2 separate regions of the Homo sapiens genome follow, and region 1 is linked to region 2. The links are chromatin loops, found by intact Hi-C in ENCODE. Cell type or tissue: heart left ventricle. All regions are shown on one strand. Links, peaks and the distances in the headings refer to the core of each region. The heading gives the core; the rest is flanking DNA.

Region 1 (4,000 bases), core at 1-4,000, 760 kb before region 2:
ATAGACAAGAAACAAAATTCATTTAGTAGTGGAGTGGGGAATAGGAGTTTGGATAGCCTTCTAATTAAAGGAAGCTCGCCTTTCTTGGTTTTGGGGGTTAGAGGCTCTTTTGGGAAGATGCATCCGAGTATTGTGGCATTCTGATTATGCTGCCTTCACAAAACACTCTAAGTGACCTAAGTGGTTATGAAGCAAATGCATTTATGGTGAAAACAGTCTTTGCTCATTGCTTTCTCTTGTTTCATTTAGTGACAAATGATCAAGATGACTTGATTTTTTTTCCTTCTTAACAATGTCTTTTTTATTTAAACCAAAGGTGAAGCCAGTGTACTTTCTCAGTGAGTTCTCTGCATAAAGACTAATCAGTGGGACCAGGTAAAAAGGTCATATAATACATTGTGGAGATTGCTTACTTAATACTTCTGAAAAATGGAGTAAGGGAGAAACTGTAATGTTGCAATATGAACCTCCCATTGGGCCTTCCATAGGGAAAGCTGTGACTACTCTGAAATGGAACCTAGCATTATATCCTTGTAGGGTAGATTATAAATCATTTCCAGTTCATTTCTCTTAGAGGTGATTACCTCTAGCCATCAGCCTTACTCCATCCCATGTTTGGTATGCAATTTGAGCCACAAGGCTCGTATCGCCAACAGCTATATACATTTTGTTCCATTTTTCTGTCTTACAGAGCCATGATAGAACTGTGGTTAGTGAGTTAAAATTCCTGGAGTAACTACTGTTTTTCTCCTTTGAAACTTAGGTTTCTAAAGTTGCACCTAAGGAATCTGTCACATTTTCTGTTGAATCATGGTTTTTGTTTTTGTTTTTAACAGATATTCCTTCTGATACGGACTTGAAAATTAGTGTATGGTGACCTGTGTTTAAAAAAAAAAGTACAATACAACTACATATAGCTATATAGCTTAATGAGACTTCCACCCCCCCCCTTTTTTTTTTTGGTTTGTTGTTGTTGTAGTAGTCTGGTGCTGGCCACATTTAAGTCTTAAAAATTTTTAAATTTTGTTGTTGATGTTTGTAGACAGCCCTGTTGTTGAAATCATGGCTTTATTCATTTTATTTATTTTTTAAACTTGCCTGAATTTGTTCTAAAGGAATATTTAAGAGACATAATTTTCTTCTCTTTACCATAACATTACACAAAACTTTTTCCTAAAACACGGTTGTGAGGTACTGATGAGGTGTAAGTGGAGCTGTTAAAAACAGCAGTGCTGTATTGCAGTTATGTATATTCGTGTACAGTATGTTTAGATCCCAGGTAAACATATTCTTTTCTGAGAGGATAAATACCTGCATTCAGATATTCCAGGTAAATATAATTGAGTCAGGGAGTAGTAAATCTGATGGAGAATTCACTTTGGGGAGGGGAAAAAGAATAGTATGCAAGACCCTTATTGGCTTTTAATTATACCTGAAACCAAAATGGATATTTTTAGTCTCTCTGCATGTGAGATTTGGTGTAACAAGATAGAACTATAATATATACAGTATATGGAAGGATAGATATAGTGCTTTGTTCATTTTAATTGCAAAGCTGCCAAAATAGTTGAAGCTTAATTACTTGACTTGCCTTGATTTATAGGACTGGGGCTTGGAGAAAATGAGCAGATGTTCCTCTAAGACATCGATTACAGAAGCCTTATATACATGGATTTGATTTTGTATTTGTAGCTGAAAGTCACTGTTGTCTAAAACTAACTTTTCTAAGTTATCAAAACAACCTAATTTCTTTTCCAACAAGGAGAACTTAATGGCATGAAGGATTGTGTGACACATTGGAAAAGCCAGCTTACTGCCACTCTCTTCCTTTGGCCATTAGAGGGAGGTGTTGCCTTTCATTGACGCTTAGAAGCAAATTGTTCACTTGTTAAGAAAAGTAAATCCTTAAAAAAAGAAAAGGAAAAAATTTAACCAATTTTTCTTAATACCCAGAAGGAATTATACTCAATATTTCCCTAGTTAAGAAAAGAGGAGATAATGTTCGTCTAAAAAACTCCAACGTTGTAATTACAACTCTACATTCATTTACTTACTTGACATACTGCCACAAAGTAGTTTTTGAGTTCATTAAAAATTCCAAAGGCATTAGTTGTTTTTTTTTTTTTTAGTGTTTTGTTTTTTAGTTAACTTTTATAGACATTTTAGTAACTTGCTAAAGATTCAGGGGATTCTATGAAACCCCGAATTTAGAAACATCTGGTCTACCTCAGTTAAATGTTGACTGCTTAGAAATATAGCTGAAGTGATCACCACAGCCATAAAATTGTTTAAGAAAGATTTATATAATGTTTACAAATCTGGAATCAAGGATTTTAGCTGAAATCCTTTAAGAGATATTAGAGCAAGTATTTAATTCAGGTATTTTCAAGTTTTAAAACTTAACCTGTTTACCTACTAAAAATAAAATAGCTAGTTTTTTTCTGCATATAAAAGTTCATTGAAATGATATGCCCTTATTTGCAATACTTTTCCCATAAAGTTTTAAGTGTGAAAGAATTGTAATTTACTAGATATGTTTGGTATGGGATATTTTGTTAGGCAAGTTTTCTTTTTTCTTCTTAAATTGCAATAGGCTTCCAAAAAGAGTATAATTGTTTCAGAACAAATTAACTCTTGGCATTATACGTCTCCCTTTTTCTTTACAGTATTAGTAAAAAGAAAAATTGTACACTTTCTGATTTTAACTTCACTAATGTAATTACTCTCTCAAGAAGCTTTTAAAATTTAAATTACCATCACACAACCTTTTTTATAGTAAAGCCAACATTTGTTCTCTCACCAAACCCCATGCCAAATTCATCATGAAGAAAGCTCAGCATAAGTAATTCAAATACTGCTTATAATTTTAGAGGGGGGTAGAATTTAGTAAATATTCCAGCCGGTCGTTTTATGCACAAGGCTTCAGTCAGAACATAGAAAAAAAAAACATTCTGTGAATGAAATATTGTATGTTCAGATTTTATAAAAGACATTTTTAAAAGCCCAATTTACAGCCGTATATTTTCTTATGATGTAATTTATGAAAAAGATGTCTGTACTAACAGGTGCTGTAACACTACTGTTGTTGGATTTTATTGTTTGGTGATAAATGTATACAATATTTCTAAGGGAAACTATGTACTGTGATGTAAAAGTCTGGGCAAAATGTATATAATCCTGTATATAATTATGTATTTGATTATAATTACTGATTGTAAAGATTTAATAAAATATGTAAATATTCCAGTTTAGTTTTAATTTGAATTTTTAGAATCACTGTGCATATCCTCATACTTTTATGTCTTGATGTTTATCACTCTGTTTTCCTTTTTTTTTTAAACTCATTTTATCCTCCGGGGATTGAATTCTGGGGACATTTTAGGCTGTAGAAACCCAAGCTTGTGGGCTAAAGTAAGGATTTTGTTCTAAGAAATCACTGAAAGTTTTTCAACAAGTCAGTAGCATGCACAAAGGTAATGCTAAGTGAATAAAACTCTAGAATTGTGTATAAATTATGATCCAGCGCTTGCTCACTCTCTCCATACACATATATACATACACATTATATATATATACACACACATATATATAATGACATTGACTCATTTATTCAACAAAGATTAAGGGCGTGCATGCCTTCTGTATGCCAGGCACTATTATAGGACCTGGGGTTGTAGTGGACAGATGGACAAAATGTGGTAAAGAAGATAGAAAATAAAGTAGTAAGTAAAAAGGACAATGAGTTTATGAAGAAAAAATTATGGTGAGGGGATAGAGAGTGGTGGAAATCATGGAGTGAGTTAAATAGCCAAAATACTAACAGTGGTTATCTTGGATTGTAGGCAATTGCTATTTCCTTATTTGTATATGTCAGTATTTTCATAAGTTTCCAAAATAAGCATTATGCTTTTAAAAATAAGTAGTTTAGGTCAGCGAAAGAAGAGAACATGAAAAATACACACGAGGTGGGGCATAGTGGTGCACACCTATAATCGCATCT
Region 2 (6,393 bases), core at 2,333-6,332:
GCAAGCTAGGCCGCTGGAGGAAAGGGAACTCACCCAACTCTAAATTGTGCCGCTTAGACTTAGCTGTCAGTGTGACTTCCTTTCCCACCCACCCCCAGAAAAACAGAAAGAGCATCTGGGGAGCGAGTGAAAATTCCTTAGGTGATTCCTAAGATTTCCTTGGGTATCTGGTTTTTGTTTTCATATTTGAGTGTGTGCATGTGTGCATGACTTTAATGACTTTTTTAATGGGGTGGGAGGTGGCTGGGGTGCTGGGGTTGAAGGAAGTTTGGGTTGATTTTTGTGGTGTTTTGTTTAATAGAGAATTTTTTTTTTCCTGTTCCCCTGTCAGCTGGTCTGACAGATTTAAGAACTCTCATTCTTAAAAGACTTTGGACTTAAATTCTAGCATTTTAGACTAGGACTGTTCTACTGTGAAGAAAGTTCTGTCTCCTTTAGCCCGGTTTGTTTCTCCCTGCTCAGGTCTAGAATCCCAAGCAGTGTTCTTTTCTGGTGAACACTGTGAGCCGCAGATGTGACTTTTTTTTTAAAGTCATCTCTTCAGCAATCCAGAGGTTCCTTGACCTCATTATTTGTCCTATCTCTCCCTTATAGTCCTAAGCCAAGACATTTGACCTTTGACATTTGACCTTTGCAGTGTCATGTGAGGGCGTCAGTATAGAGGCCTTTGCATCTGGGCCTGGCACCCGCTCTCTGCCTCTGGAGGCTAAACCCTGTCTGGATTTCTCTTGGGATCTAACGTGGGATCTTCTGGACAGACAACCGTGACATCAGCAGTGCTGGTGCTGCTGTGTGTGGACTGAACACCTGCACTTTGCAGAGGACACGCTGCATGGGCCCCGCTTGCGGTTCATTCAGGCCTGCTGCAGGAGCTCTGAGAACAAGAAAGAGTGGACACCCGTTCCCCTGCATCATCTGTCTTGCGTGCTATTTCAGAGTGGGGAAGTGATAAACTATTTGCCTTCTGGAGCTCTTTGTGAAAAATTAAAAAAAAACTTAGCTCAAAGATATGATTGTCAATTGCTTCCGCAGGCACTGATCAATGGCCAACGCTGCAGAGATTACCAGGTCTGCCCTTGACCAAGGATGTCAGAGTCAGGGGGAACCATCACTGCTGTGTGATCCCCATGGCAAATGAGGGGAGGGTGGTTGCTGCCCTTACTGTGCAGTGAGGGTTGTTTTAAACTGATGGGTACTGTTATGTAAGCTGAAAAGGATTCCAAGGTACAGAAAGATGGAAGAGAGCCCCCACTGGGAGGGAGTGGAGGTGTCCATCTTGCATTTTGTGCTACAGGTCAGCCTATCCGTTCATCAAAAGATACTGAGATACTGTGATACCAGTCCAAGGCCAAAGAGCTTTTTCCTGGGGAAAAATAACAGCAGCAACAAAAAGAAAATCCTTGTTGATCTCAGTGACTGCTTGAATTTTTAGATCAAGCTTACCCCTAATCTCAAAAACCAGGCTGTGAACACTGCCTTGCTGCAGGCTTTGTGCTGGGCACTGAGATGCTCAGAGAAGTAGGTAAGGTCCCTACTGCTGTGTGGGGCCCGCAGTCCAATGGAGGAGCAACATAAAGCAGGTGGCTGCCAAACAGGATGGTTTTATTTCAGAGATGAACAAAATGGGCAGAGGAGGACTGTCAGGGCAGCTCTGCTGAGAAGGTGACATTTGGGTTGGGTTTTGGAGGATGAATTGGAGTTCAGAAGAGGGAGGAGGGCTGGGCACAGTGGGTGGAGATGCTGTCCAGGCATTGCCTGACAGGACTATGAAAGGGCCAAAGTGGGATTCATGGGAACTCAGTAGGGCAGAAGAGTTAGGCATGTGTTGGGGTTGATAACAAACAAGACTGAGACACAATCATGCTGGCAAGGCAAGTTGGCTGCCTCCCTCTCAGGGCTGTCTCCTTCTCAGGGCTGTCTCATCATAAGCACAGAGCCCAGCATTTCTGGGAGAATTCTAAGTTTGGTTACCATCTTGACAGATAATACAGAGGCTTCCAGTAAAATGTTGATGTCCAAAACAAGAAATATTCCCACTCAGCTACAAATTTGGGAATCTTATGGTTTTTCCCTTATGATTGGAGCAAATCCCTCCCGCTAGTAACTATAAAATAAAGATGTGTCTTCCCAGGAGGCTTTCTATAACGTGCTTTTGAGACATTCTTGCCAACTAAACAGAGGAAAGAAATGATCCAGAAGTGATCTCCCTGACAGAAGTTAATTCACTAAGGAGTTAAATAATGACAAAGTAAAGTTAAAATGAGGCTGGCTATATGAGAAGAAAATAGCATGTAAGGGGTGACACGTTCTGAAAACTAAGAGTAGACAGCTTTGGAAATGTCACGCCCACATGATGTTTTGTGGTGATGTTTATTATTTCAGGGGAACCGGCTGTCCTTCAATTAAATGCAGCTGAGGGAGGAAGGCCAGCAGGAGAGGAGGGGCATATGAGGGGCTTCCCTGTGAGCCCGCGGCCCTAAGTCAGTGTAGGGCAGCTGAGACAAGAACCAAAGTGTGGACAATGTCCTTTTGTACCTGCTTGGAGAAGAGAGAAGTAATGATGGTAGATTTTAGTACATTATATTACAAAAGATTACGTGAAAAATGGTGCTCCCTCTTATCCCAGGGACAGAGCAAGAGGAGTTTAGGTGAGCTTTCAGGAAGAATTCATTGACAGAATTGTCAGACACTGAATGGGGTTCCAAGGTAAGTGGTGGAATGGCTCCATTAAACTTTGTTGCTGGGCAGAAGAGTGGCTTCCTTTCTGCTCTGTGAATTACTGAAATGCCCTAGTATTTTGCTTCCACCCATGGATGTGCTAATATGTGAGCTGATCTTTGTTCAGTAGCCTCTGTGACACCAGCTGTGTTGCTTCCAATCCAAAGCCATCCATCCTCCCATCTGCCCTCAAAAAGAGTGGAAAGAATGAAGAATCGTCTCTGAGGATTGCCTTCTCTTTATTTTTAATTTATGGAGTTTGTTTTTATGCCCGTCCCTGTAATTCTCCAGCCTGGCTTCTCTGGAACAGGTGCTTTAGTAAACTTACCATGTCTGAGCAATCCTAGGGCCCACAGAGCACTAGCTCTGCCCCCATGGACCTGGCAAGGCTTTGATGGGGGTTTCCTATTCCACGGGTGGCTGGGTGGATGTCTGGGCTCTTACTAGTGGGGGAATTTGATTTTCAAAGTGGAGTGGGCAGCTCTCTCTCTCTCTCTGTTCTTAGATGCTTGGAAATTAATCAGCGACAGTTTCTTCTCCCAAAAGGAAATGAGAAGTTTGGAACAGACCCCCAGACAGGAGTTCAGTTGTCCAGGCATTTTGATGGTGTGGCCTGAAGGGCTTTAACTGCTTTTAAAAATTGCTAGCATAAATTGTGAAGACTTGAAGGGGATGATATTGTTGCTCAGGCCTAGCTCAGGGGAGGAAACCATGAGCAGAGTTGAGTGCAAGGGACAGAGTGGTGCAAGCCTGTTGAGAATCCGAGGGGAGAGGAAAGAGGCAGCTTCTAGCGCACCACACACGGAGCAAAGTCCTGGTGCTCAGAGCACAGTCTGGGAGAGAAGTGCAAGGAGTGGGGAGAAGAGACTAATGCAAGCCCATCGCTGGAGACAGTGATGCCAGTGCACAGGCCAAGAAAGAGGAGAGGGAACCAATGGGGAAAATAGTGTGGTAGGAGGGAGGCTTCAAATGGAAGTGGTGACAGCCTTGTCCTTAGAGTTTTATCCTTTTAAGTCTGCAACTATGGGAGAGATTGAGTTGGTGTTGAGTTGAACCGCTTGCACAGGAACAAGTGAAATGTCCAGTGCCCCCAATGCTTGGGGAAGAGCAATAACTCACAATCAAGCATCTCCATTGTCCCTGGACAGGGCCTCTGGAACCAGAGTCGAGAACCCCTTCCTGTAGGAAAGACACAGGGACTGTGGACAGACACAGAAGGGGGTACCCAGGAGCAGGGAGCAGAGTTTCTGGTGAGAAAAATCCACCCAAGGAGGTGGGGACTCATGGGAATCGCTGCCAGCTCTGTGTGGTGGCCGATCTCTCAGGCCCTGAGAGGGACACTCCGGCCCAGGGCTGCTTGACATCAGCCAGCCTCTCCTGTCACAGCCCGTCCAGCGAGAGTGCCCACTGCAAAGCCTGCAGGCTGGCCAGGGAGGCTGCGCCGGGCCCACATCCCCGTCTCTGTGAGCCTTTTTGGACCCCAGCCGTGGAACAAGCTGCAGGAGCCCTGGACGCCCTCCAGCTCCGTGAGTCAGTCTCTCCCCAGAGCAGCAAGCAGGCTTAGCTTTTCGCAGGGTGCCGTTCCACACGTGGAAGCCCCACCTCTAAGAGTTTCACGTCTGGACCATTTGGCTCCTCCCGGGAGGAGGTTGGAGGGCTTCTTTGAAGACATGACTTCCCTTAGGCCAGAAGCTTCCCAGGAATAACAGCAACTAACTCTTGTATCATGCACCAAAGTGAACCGCACTTTCCCTACGTGTGCTGTGTAGTTTAATACAGCATGAACCTCAAGAAGTAGGAACTATTCATTAATCTCTATCTTTCAGATAAGGCAAAGAGCTAAGGGAAGCAACTTGCCTAAGGTAGTAAGTGGCCTGGGAGTCAGACCGAGGCAGTCAGATCTCACCAAACTGCATCCACTTCCAAGCTGCTGGGGGATAATGTGTCTCATTTCTTGTTTTCTCAGTAAAATTTAATGTTTTAATCTCTCACTCTTGCACTCTGTCTCACCACACACACACACAGCCTGATACATAAAGCTGGCACTTCTAACCCATGTCTGTCTCCCCTGTGAAACCTCATATACTGATTATTCAGCTGGTCATACTGCAAACTCTCAGATAACATATTTCTGCAGACTTGGATGTTAGATACTGAATAAATGAGGATCAGAAATCGATGTCAAAGGGCAAGCTAACAGTCTCATTTAGAATGCTTCTCCCATTTCAAAACTGGTGCCTTGATTTTTTTTTTTTTTTTTTATGGCAGGAACAATTCAGAAACAGCTTAAATCATTCAGTCTTCTTCTTCTTTTTTTTTTTTTTTAACTTGCTGCATTGGTAACCCTTTTCATTCTTGTGTAAGAAATTGGAACTGTAGCACATAATGATGCTTTGGTATGAAATAATGGTAGGAATAAAAATGATTTCTTCTGAGAAGCCTGTGTTAAAGCACTTGGATACTGATAACTGGCTTACAGGGAGGCTGATCCAGGTGGTCTTAAAACTGGCTCTCCTGAACGCCACTCAAGCCCCAGTCCCATCTGCTCCTCCTTTGTTAACTCCTGTCAGTTGATGCCTCTCCTAGGAGTTTCTCCCGCTGCAGGCACCCCCGGGGAACACCCGAGACTACAGATCAGAAATGGATTCCAATCCAGCTGGGGTGCTAACTCACAATAATCATCTTTTTGGCCATTTCCTCATCTGTGGGATGGAAATGATGCTCAGGATAGTAGGTGGCAGTGCTCTGACCCTCAGTAGAATGTTCCTCAGACACTTCAAAGAACCAACCAGGTGCCCAGCTGACCGAGATAGTTTGTGGGAATTCATGTGACTGGAAGGCTGGGGATGGAGCCCACAGATCCCAGGGATTCTCTCCAGTTCCGTGAGGCTGTGGAAGTGTCTGTCAGGAGAGCCTCCTCCATTCAGTGCCTGGCCCAGTGTGATATGCTCAGAGTGGGGTTTGATGATCCAGAGCTCTGTCCCTAAAACTTGGGCAACTTAACTGTTCTGTGTCTCAGCCTCATATCTATAATACGAGGCCACTGACTACATGATTTGTAAGGTGCCTTCAAACTCTTAAGAAAACATTACATACATTGGATTCCTTGAAATTTTAAGTAAGAAACTTGCTTCCACAAAGGTTTCTGGGTAGAGATGTTGAGAAACCACACCCAATAATGGTTGCCAAATTGTGAGTCTAAAATAATTAAATTTGCCTGGCTCCTATTTGATCTGTTGGGTTTTGTGTAAATACTTTACATTTCCTAGGTTTCTTTTTTTAACCTGACTTACAACTACATCTGTAAAGTAGCTCCTAGTGTCATCAAAGTAGGAACCACATCAGAAGAAAATAAATTGTTGGTGAGTGACTGTATGTTAAAAATTAAAAATAAATTAGATTGGCTGGGCGTGGTGGCTCATGCCTGTAATCCCAGCACTTTGGGAGGCCAAGGCAGGCAGATCGCTTTGAGCTCAGGAGTTTGAGACCAGCCTGGGAATCATGGCAAGACCCTATCTGTATAAAAAATACAAAAAAAAAAAAAAAAAAAAAGAAAAAGAAAAAATTAGCAGGGCATTGGTGGCTTGCGGATGTAGTCCCAGCTACTCATGAGGCTGAGGTTGGAGAATCGCTTGAGCCCAGGAAGCGGAGTCTGCAGTGAGCTGAGGTTGCGCC

What was found. A loop is a pair of places that touch in the nucleus more often than their neighbours do. Peaks named below come from ENCODE experiments on the same cell type or tissue, not always from the same donor. Only the 100,000 strongest peaks of a DNase experiment are listed, where the experiment ranks them.
Region 1: it touches region 2 in a loop (4-fold over the local background); 4 of 110 quality-filtered maps call a loop at or near these places.

The regions. Positions count from the first base shown.
Region 1 is chr1:184,689,749-184,693,748 of GRCh38, reverse strand. EDEM3 (ER degradation enhancing alpha-mannosidase like protein 3) reads left to right here. Exons shown (of 20, transcript NM_025191.4): 20 at 1-3,512. Among named protein-coding and RNA genes, the nearest start is that of EDEM3, 63 kb to the left of the region's middle. In heart left ventricle, for the core only: a CTCF peak has its summit at 1,837 (motif pointing right); no DNase peak of the experiment used is centred there.
Region 2 is chr1:183,930,447-183,936,839 of GRCh38, reverse strand. It overlaps COLGALT2 (collagen beta(1-O)galactosyltransferase 2), which reads left to right. Exons shown (of 12, transcript NM_015101.4): 12 at 1-1,006. Among named protein-coding and RNA genes, the nearest start is that of COLGALT2, 100 kb to the left of the region's middle. In heart left ventricle, for the core only: no CTCF peak of the experiment used is centred there; a DNase peak (open chromatin) is centred at 4,239; H3K4me3 peaks cover 539 bases; H3K27ac peaks cover 2,492 bases.